Linked DNA regions of Homo sapiens: region 1 is linked to region 2. Evidence: read pairs that join two places in POLR2A ChIA-PET (ENCODE). Cell type or tissue: MCF 10A. All regions are shown on one strand. Each heading gives the region's core, and the rest is flanking DNA. Links, peaks and the distances in the headings are about the cores only. Region 1 has its middle 52 kb from the start of SULT1B1. Region 2 holds the start of SULT1E1 (sulfotransferase family 1E member 1).

What was found. ChIA-PET counts read pairs that join two places held together with the same protein. Peaks named below come from ENCODE experiments on the same cell type or tissue, not always from the same donor. Only the 100,000 strongest peaks of a DNase experiment are listed, where the experiment ranks them.
Region 1: POLR2A ChIA-PET joins it to region 2 with 14 read pairs; 2 of 35 experiments call an interaction of 5 or more read pairs at or near these places.

The regions. Positions count from the first base shown.
Region 1 is chr4:69,705,510-69,710,902 of GRCh38, forward strand. No RefSeq gene overlaps it. Among named protein-coding and RNA genes, the nearest start is that of SULT1B1, 52 kb to the right of the region's middle. In MCF 10A, for the core only: no CTCF peak of the experiment used is centred there; a DNase peak (open chromatin) is centred at 2,542.
Region 2 is chr4:69,857,503-69,862,895 of GRCh38, forward strand. It overlaps SULT1E1 (sulfotransferase family 1E member 1), which reads right to left and starts at 2,643. Exons shown (of 8, transcript NM_005420.3): 1 at 2,547-2,643; 2 at 1-151. The coding sequence starts at 142. In MCF 10A, for the core only: no CTCF peak of the experiment used is centred there; DNase peaks (open chromatin) are centred at 1,409 and 2,769.

The sequences.
Region 1 (5,393 bases), core at 237-5,236, 150 kb before region 2:
ATTACCAGTTGAGTATAGTCTTCAAGTTATCACAGCCCAGGCTTCCAATCTGTGATTGAAGACACCTCCAAATTATTTCAGCACCCAGCCATTTGAATCTTCCCAGTGTAGTCCCCCAACATTATAGAGGGGAGCCAAGCCATCTCTCTGTCCCTTGTCTGGATTCCTGATCCACAGTATTTTTAAATATGTTTTTATACCACTATATTTTGGGGTAGTTTGTTGCATAAAAGCAGATAACCTGAAACATTTTAACAATTGTGTGAGTGTGTGTGTGTGTGTGCGTGTGTGTGTTCTACATAGGTACAAATATGTTAGATGAGAAATGCCCAAATATTACAGAAACTAATAAAGCTATTTATAATTTAATTACACAGTTTGTTGTGTGTTTACTTTTAATTGAATCACTTCGTATAATATTTTGTTGCAAAGGATCAGGTGTCATGGACTTTTCTTGACTTTTCCCATTTAAAATTCTATAGTTGTGGATTCATTTGTAGAGCAGTGTTAAAATTATTACATATTTTTATGTGTTCATTTTATTAGTGTTTGAAAGAGTACTTTGAAAAATGTCGTGGCATTTTAAATAACATTTATTATATAATATACACGTCTGGGGGAAGAAGAAACTGAGATTATTCAATCTTAAGCAGTTTGAGAAGTACTAGCATAGAGATTCTTTAAAACAAAACTTCCTTTCAAAGTTGTAATAAAAAGAAATAAAACAAACAATTATTATTCTGTACAGAAATTACTTAGGTAATCTAGATCTTCAGGGGTCTTTACAAGACTTTAAATCTTCAATCCAACAGTATCTGATTTAGAGCTTTATACCTTGGAGAGTTCTTTATTATACGTTTTCTTTATTTATTTTTATCTCTATTTTCTGCTTTTCCCTCACTTCCCATTTGCTACTGGCCACTGATTATATTATTAGAAGAAAATAACCTAAGTAAAGCAAACAAACTACTGCAATTCTGCTCGTTTTCTTTGCTTTTATGGTTAGACATTTTCTACATTAAAATATTTATGAGATGAGGTCTAATCAAACCAAACCTCACTTACTTCTTTCTTTCTTTTTTTTTTTTTTTTTTTTGAGACGGAGTCTCTCTCTGTCACCCAGGCTGGAGTGCAGTGGCACATCTCGGCTTACTGCAAGCTCCACCTCCCGGATTCACACCATTCTCCTGCCTCAGCCTCCCGAGTAGCAGGGACTACAGGCGCCCGCCACCACGCCCGGCTAATTTTTAATATTTTTAGTAGAGACGGGTTTCACCATGTTAGCCAGGATGGTCTCGATCGCCTGACCTTGTGATCTGCCCACCTCGGCCTCCCAAAGTGCTGGAATTACAGGCATGAGCCATCGCGCCTGGTCCTTACTTACTTCTTTTAACCTCCTTGCAGATCATCTGCTTGAACATCTCCACTATCTCCTTCTGCTTGAACAGCTCCATCTGCTTGAACATCTCCAGTATCTCCTTCCGGTGGAGACACTTTGGTGTTTTTCCCAGAAGGAAACTTTACTTATGGGAGAATCACATTTGATGATTTTTAACACTTCTAATGAGTGGGATGGTTTGGTGATTTGGGACAATTATACTCAGATAAAATGTGATTATGCCCGGTCTGAGAAAGAAGAAACTAGGCAAAGAAAAATAAAGTGAGTTTCTAATGATCACACAGCTATTAAAGCAGAATTAGAAATCAAGTTTCACTTCTAAATGTTTCTGCTCAATTCATGCTTTTCATTTTTTGTCAGTCAGACTTTCTAACTCAACTGCATGCTGAAGGATTTTTTTTTAATTCCATCAAAATGGAAGCTCTTAGTAGTATTTTATCTTAATCTATCAGTTTAAAGTTTTAGAAGCTGGTTCATTAAAATGCATTTTGAAAAATTGATAAATGATTCGTTTAAGAAAGAAAACTGATTTTCCTGATTGCCTGTAATATTTTCATGCATTGATTTTAAATTAAAAATTATCTGGAAAATGTGATAAAGTTAATGGGATTATTTTTAATATATGTGTAGTGAGATAAAAGAAGTAAGAATATACTAATATTGCGGGAGAAAGAAAATTTGAGAGCGAAGGAAGACTTTTTTTAATTTTAGAATATTTACCAAAACCCCTTATTAAGCTGTATTCTTTTTACATAATTTTGCAAGATCTTTGGATATCAGGACAAAATGAGAAGATACACATGAATTTAGTTTGAAAACTATTTATACCTCTTTAATGACACTATATTTTGTAAGATTATTTTCACTTCAGAAAAAAAAATTGTCTCATTGGCTTTGAGGACTCAGGAGTTCTTTTGTCTCTAATAAAGAAGCTGTGAAACATAAAGTTACACTCCTGTTTATTTCTTTGGGTTTCACTTACTCTTTAGAGGATCTACATGAGCTTCTTAAACCTGGCTTGTATAGCATTGTTTTTGGCAATGCTAAAACCATGTTTTTGGCACATCACACACTATCTCATTATTACTCATGTCAGAATGTTCTCACTATCTGGGAAATCTCCTCTATAAATGCTTTGAACTGAACACACCTGTGATAGCTGGCTGGGGCAGAATCAACACAGCTATGAAATAAAGTGTTGCCTAAGGCAGGAGAAGTTTACAACTGCCTTTCAGTTCTAGGCATGTCAGAATTTGTCTCCCTTTTCCTTTCCTTTACTTCTTTGTGTTATTGTTGAGTGTGTTTTTAAGTGTGCCTTTACACCAGATAATCATATTTAATTTCACATTTCATGGTATACATGTGACAGAAGAATTTGATGGAAATTCATCAAATTTCATCAAAACTGACTATGAGTCAATATTCTACATGTTTCTCCCATTAAGATATATTTGTTTCTATTGTTTGTTTCGAAATGAATCATCTGGATGCAATTTTATGATAAGGATTGAAACTCTCATTTGGATATTATATTTTAAAGTTAAAAATACATTTCTGTCCATTACAAACCAGAAAAAATTTACTTATGCAAGACATATTTGCTGTGTGAGTGTGTGTGCCTTTCCCATCCTGCCATGCTAATTTTTAGACAATTGTCTCATGCTTGCTTTTAGAAAAAATTATGTTGCTTTCAGAGTTTAGTTTTTGCCAGGCTAGTCTCCAACAGATAACATTCATTTTCTAAAATGATATTCACTAATGAGATGAGTAACATTTCTTTAGACCTACTATGTGTGAGTAATTTCTAAGGGCTTGACATATGCTTACTAATTTTACCCTCATTACACTCTCATTAGTAGCCACTATAATTGTGCTCGTTTTTAAGGAAGGAAACTGAAACAGAGGCTAAGCTACCTGATCCATAGCACCCTGCCAGAAAGTGGCAAAGCCTACATTCTTAACAACTCTCATGTATTATTTCATTATATAATTTCAAAAATAATTCAAATAATAATAGTAATTACCATTTTTACATGTTTTTATGTACTCCATGTGAGATTTTGCATATTTCATTTTATTTTATTCTCTTCATAATGCTATGAAATACTTTTCAGCAATGTGGAAATAGAATCAGACATGCTAACTAACAAGCCAAGGTTATGAAGCTAGTAATTGGGAGCATATAGATGTTAACCTCTGTATTAGTCTGTTCTTATGCTGCTAATAAAAAAACCACACTCCAGAGTAGGTAATTTATAAAGGAAAGAGGTATAATGGACTCACAGTTCTGCATGGCTGGGGAGGCCTCACAATCATGGCCAAAGGCAAAGGGGTAGCAAAAACACGTCTTACATGGCAGCAGGCAAGAAGATGTGTGCAGGGGAACCCCCCTTTTTAAAACCATCAGTTCTCATGAGACTTACTGACTACCACGAGAACAGCATGGCAAAGACCCACCCCCATTATTCAATTACCTCACACTGGGTCCCTCCTACAACATGTGGGAATTATGGGAGCTACAAGTCAAGATGAGATTTGGGTGGGGAGACAGCCAAACCATATCATTTGGCCCCTGGCCCCATCCAACTCTCATGTGCTCACATTTCAAAACCAATAATGCCTTCCCAACAGTTTCCCAAAGTCTTAACTCATTTCAGCACTAACTCAAAGTCCAAATCTAAAGTTTCATCTGAGACAAGGCAAGTCCCTTTTGCTTATAAGCCTGTAAAGTCAAAAGCAAGTTAGTTACTTCCTAGATACAATGGGAGTACAGGCATTGGGTAAATACACTCATTCCAAATGGGATAAATTGGTCAAAATGAAGGGACAAGACACTCTATGCAGGTCTGAAATCCAGGGGCAGTCACGTCTTAAAGCTCCAAAATTATCTCCTTTGACTCTATGTCTCATATTCAGATCACGTAGATGCAAGAGGTGGGTTCCCATGGTCTTGTCCCTGTGGCTTTGCAGGGTACAGCCCCCCTCCTGGCTGCTTTCATAGGCTGGCATTGAGTGTCTGTGACTTCTCCTGGTGTACAGTGTAAGCTGTTGGTGGATATACCATTCTAGGGTCTGGAAGACAGTGGCCCTTTTTTCACAGCTCCAGTAGGCAGTGCCCCCAAGTAGGGCTCTGTGTGGGGGTTCACAACCCACATTTTTCTTCCACACTGCCCTAGCAGAAGTTCTCCATGAGGGCTCTGCCCCTGCAGCACACATCTGCATGGACATTCAGGCATTTCCATACACCTTCTGATATCTAGGTGGAAGTTCCCAAACCTCAATTATTGACTTGTGTGCACCCACAGACCCAACACCACCTGTAAGCTGCCAAGGCTTGGGGCTTGCACTCTGAAGCAAAGAACTGTGCTCTATGTTGGCCCCTGTTAGCCATGGCTAGGACGCAAGACACCAAGTCCTGAGACTGCACAAAGCAGCAAGGCCCTGGGCCTGGCCCAGGAAACCATTTTTTCCTCCTAGGCCTCCAGACTTGTGATGGGAGAGCCTGCCATGAAGACCTCTGACATGTCCCGGAGACATTGTCCCCATTTTCTTGATGATTAACACTTAGCTCCTAGTTACTTATGCAAATTTCTGCAGCTGGCTTGAATTTTTCCTCAGAAAATTGATTTTTCTTTTCTATTGCATTGTCAGGCAGAAAATTTTCTGAAAGTTTATTCTCTGCTTCCCTTTTAAAAAGAAGTTCCAATTCCAAACCATATATATGTGAATACATAAAACTGAATGCCTTTAACTATACCCAAATCACCTCTTGAATGCTTTGCTGCTTAGAAATTTCTTCAGCCAGATGCCTTTAAACTATCTCTCTCAAGTCCAAAGTTCCACAAATCTTTAGGCAGGGGCAAAAATCCACCAGTCTCTTGGCTAAAACATAGCAAGTCACCTTTGCTCCAGTTTCCAACAAGTTCCTCATCTCCATCTGAGTTCACCTCAGCCCGGATTTTATTGTCCATATCACTATCAGCATTTTAGTCAA
Region 2 (5,393 bases), core at 169-5,168:
ATTTAGGGTAGGTGGCAATGACAAGATCATCTGGTCTTGCCTGGAACGCTTCCACATTATCCCAATATTTGACAAAATCTTTATACATTAGAATCCCATGGACTTCTTCAAACTTTTCATAATAGTCAAGTTCAGAATTCATTGTGGTACACTGAAAAAAAACCTCTGCTTTATACTTTGTATGTACTTAACAATATTTCACCATTAACAACTATGTATATAACGGGACCCTCCTACATACCTAGCACTTCTTAGTTGTTGCACATATGGGGCAAAAACATAGTAAAGTTGCATATCAAATAGTTTTGGTACATAGAGAGTTTTTAACCTTATTAGAAAGATGTCTAACACATAAAAGAATAGGAAAGCACAAGTGATTATGAAGTAAAATGCTTAAAACTAAATAAAAATGTGGATATATTCAATTATATTTATTCCGTGATAAATAAAAACCACAGAACCTTCAATTTCTTTCAAAATTGCTGGGGCATATAAAAAGACAAAGAGGTCCAGAATTACAGTTATTTTAGCAAATTATCCAATTATGTATATGTCAAATAACAATAAAGATCATTACATTTGATTATTATTGCCGGGTATCTAAGTCAGAGATTTTTGACTTCCTGAATATGTATCATTTTTTTAAATAAACCAAATGCTTGGTGAATGTATTTAAAAGAAAAGATGAAATTAATTACACTGTAATGGTTATATCAAAGAAATGGAATCTTGAGAGTATAAAGGATTCCTCTGTGACCTTTAAAATTACTTTTTTCCCCATTCGATCAATAAGGTAGTGGATACTCCCATTGAATGACTTGGCTAAAAATGATAAGGTTAAGCAAGATGGTTATCATTTCCTAATTCATCTCCTGATCCCATGACAATCTATTTCATGTTCAAGGTTACTAACAGAATTTTTAATTAGGCATACTTTCTTTCATTAGCTTTCAAATTCCTTTAGTATCTTGTTTTTTCAACTGCCAAACTTAGCTTATTTCAAGTTTCTGACATAGCTTCCCAACACATTTTGTCTTTCCTGACATTAGCCTTTCTAGATCTTCCTCCTGTTCACATTTGCCCAAAAACCTGCCTGATAAGTTCTTCTACACACATAAATTGCCCCAGCCCTTAGGACAATCTCAACTTTTAAAAAACCTTCCTCTACATCATATCAGATGTAATGTCACCAAAAATATGAGATTTCTATTTCCAAAATGCATATTAGCCTTATCAATAAATCACTTGTTCCCCAAGCCTTCTCCTTAGTCTCAGAAAATAGATCTTTCACTAGAAGAAATGTGTATAAAATGCACCACGATTTGTCCTGCCTATTGGTTTGCTTACTCATGTGAATTACTTTCTTGGTGTTCAGCCAAGTTTATAAGAATTGGCTTATAGTCAGCTGGGAGTGGTAGATTTATCATTAAGTGGTTGGCTGACTTCCAGCTACTCCTTCATAGTCAATTTTGGTCTGAGAGGCAAAGTAGGTGGCATGTAATAAAATATCTTTTCTCATTCTATTCCTTTTGGTAAATTGTCTCATATTACAATGTATGGATTTACTTCCTATGTGATCCCCATTTTCTCAAAAGATCTATTTCAGTTAGAAATTGTCAATTTTTTATTCTGAGTATGTAGGTCAGTTGTTCAGAAATAAACATCAAAAAAGTTGTTAAAATTGTGACTTATAAATTCAATTAAACTCAGAAAGTGTTTTTCCTTCCCGCTCTCCTTCCTCTCTTTCTTCCTTTCTTTCTGCATACTCCCCTCCTGCATCTTCCAACCTGCCTTTTATCCAGCAAATACTCCCTATGTGAATGCCTACCCTTTTCCTAGGCCCTGTAGTCAGTGCTAGAATACTATGGTGGATATAGATACATAGGGTTCTCATAGTCCCTACTTTCTTAGATTTACCTGTATGAGGGCAAAGTGACTTTTGTACATGTTTCTATCCCAATCTCCAGCACTATGACACAAAGTAGATGTTCAGAAATATTTGTTAAGTTCAATTATTAGATCAAGAAGCTCTCTAGTTTCTACTAAGTAAGGATTCACAGATTTAAAAGGCAATATATGTCAATGACCTACATATTAATTATTTACCAAGGACTTTGGATTTCTGTCATATTTATCTGAAGTTTCTTACATGAAAGTAATGCCCCTATTTGCAAGACCCCTTATCACAGGAACACAAAACTAAAAGTCAATCTCTATTCTACCTCCTTCTACCCTGCTTGCTTTATTTTCTCATTGGTAAAATGGAGAACACGTCCAGCATTCAGCACTTTTAAGATAGCAATGGTACTGTAATTTTACATTAAAGCAATAAGCAACAAAATACTACATAAATGTAAAATATTATTTTTAACAACAAATTATTTTAAAAGGTTTTAAATGCTTCACATCATTAATTAACTAAAGTATCAATCAAGACTTTGGTCTTTGTATATTTTATTTTTAAGAGCTTTGTAATACATAATTTTCATTCTATATTTTATATATCTAAAATCTAAGTATTGATATTAATAATAAAAAAGTACAACCTGTTTAGTTGATCCTGTGAAAGAAATTGATCTAGTTTATATCTCTTCAAATACCAAGGCAGATCTTAAGCTGCAAAAAAAGATGAGAACCACTTCTGCATTTGGAATGTTTCTGGTGAGTTTATATCCTGAATGCCAGAGAAGGAGGTGGAGATTAATTTGGGGGCTTGGCTTCATGAAGTCCATGATGCAATAGTTAATGTAGATGTAAATGCATACCTGCAGCTGCAGTAACCACACAGAGTCATGTTCATTCATGGAGATGTAGAAATATCCTGCTGTTATTTTTTTAATTATTTGGCTCATATTCAAATTCCCAAGTCTGCCGTCAGGGGTTGGGGAAGAAGGAGGGAGAAAAGGAAAAGATGAGAAAGAAGAGGCCTGGGAAGAGAGACTGGGAAGGGAGAATCCCTTATTCACTCATTGACAAATAATAGCATGACTATGGTTAACTTTCAAAAGAATAAACTTATTGGAGTGAAGAAAGAGAAGCCAATGAGGAAAGAAATAAGACAGCAAGGACCCTCAATCAGACCTAGCTCAGTTTATTAAGACCTGCCAAAGAAGTCATTGGGTTGTATCTTAACATGTCAATTGGAAAACACCTATTTAAACTCTTTGCCTTTAACTCTTAAGCAGACCTGAAAATTTTAAAAAGCAGATGACAGCTAAAGAAAGAATGTAAACATCACTCACCTTTCGATTATTATTTTAGAAACCTGACTTCTCTCTGCTCCCAACCACAAAATAGCATACTGTGAATTTTTCAGGTAATGATAGCTACCAACACTTGGAATTTACACAAGAGAATTAGAAAAATAAATGGCCAAGGGTTTGTGGAATCCACAAATGCATTACCTTTCTTTTCATTTTTCTGCACCTACTCTGTCACTTAAGAAAATTATCCTTTGCTCCACCCCATCAACACCTCCAACCCTGTTATTTCTTATTTCTCTATTAATTACTGTTAGATTACATTTCCTTTGAGAGGCTCACTCTTACAAGACTCTATGTTTCTCTTAGTGACTTTTAAACTTTGAACTTTCTCCTAACTAGTATTTATTTTACTGTGTTGTAAATCAATGTTTGCTTGTCCAGAGTACTTTTTAAATTATAAATAGCTTGAAAACAGGGTCTTACTCTGTAATTAGCATTTTTTTCTGGCATCTAGTAGGCTAGGCATTGAATATGTATTTACTGAATAAAAGTGGCTGATTTATTCAAGAAATATAAGAAGTTAAGGGGGCTATAGTTGTTATAGAAAGCAATATCTAGCCTTATGCAAAATAAGAGGTGTTAAGTGGTTTCTGAAAAATGGGGCTTTTCATAATAGAAAATTAAGGTAGAAAAGGAGTAACCAGGGACCCAAATTTAGATTTTCATTTTACTTTGTTTTATGCAGTCTGTCATATTATTTGAGTTAAATAAAATATGTGTTGAAAAACAATCATTAAATGTACAAATTTACTCATTCATATGCCTACTATGTACCTTTAAAAATTAAGTATATATATACAAATTTAATACAGAATATAATTTTTAACCTTGCAGCATAGCTTCACTTTATTTTTTTAATGACAAGAATCTATGAAGTTTCCTTTATTGTTTAGCGAAAACATTTTTTAGTCCAAAAAAATCAGAAAATGAGCACAAGCTAATATAAACAGATTTAACCTCAATACATCTGTCTGTTTTTCACTTGTAAACAATTGGTTGCAGGGATGTCACAAATGCTCCTAACTCATGTAATTCTGGCAACCACAGATGTTCAATACACATTTATTCTTAGAAAATCTTTCTAATGTTAAGAATTCACTTACTGATAAAAACAAAACAACAGGCAAGATGGCCCTGAAACCTCATTCTTCTCCATGAGTAATGGGTACAGACTGAGTTACAAAATGTTTGAGTCAATGTCAAAAAAAAAAATGGATCTCAGATAAGGACCGGTTTTTAATGTTTATCTTGACCCTCAGAATTTGGGCAGATATCTTGAAAATATGTACATTTATTAAGTATTATAATAATGTCAAACAAAAAGAATGTGGGCAGATATGCAGACAGACATACTGCTGTTATACTCTGAAACACTGAAAACAAGTGTAAAGCTGGCACTTCTGTGTGACAGAGTTCCCAAAACAATTACTGTGGCTTTTTTGTGACTATTGGGCTTTTTCTGTAGCACACACTTTCTCTGGATCAAGATTAAAAGTCCTATAGAGTCTTTTTTATAAATAGCAAGATTTTAATATTAATAATGTGAAAATAAGTTGCATGTTTAACTGAGCCTTTGTCAAAGTTAACCTGTAATCCCCATTACTTGGGAAGCTGAGGCAGGAGAATCTCTTGAACCCAGGACGCAGAGGTTGCAGTGAGCCGAGATGGTGCCACTGCCCTCCATCCTGGGCAACAGAGCCAGACTAATTCTCAAAAAAAACCCAAAAAACAAACAAACAAACAAAAAACAGTGTTGATACATCAGCATTAACTAAAGTCCATGGTTTACGTTAGGATTTACTCTCTGTTGTATACAATTCTATAGTTTTTGATAAATGCATATTGCCACAAGTTTGTCAATACAATACCATACAGAACAGTTTCACTGCCCTAAAAATCCCTCGTTCTAAACCTATTCATCCTGCCTTCCCTACTCTGAAATCCTAGCAATGACTGATCTTTTTATTGTCTGTAGTTTTGCCTTTTCCACAATGTCACGTAGGTGGAGTCAAACAGTATGCAACATTTTCAGATTAGCTTCTTTGGCCTAACTATATGTATTCAAGACTTCTCCATCTTTTTTGGTGACTAAATAACTCTTTTTTTTGAACTGCTGAGCAATACCGTATT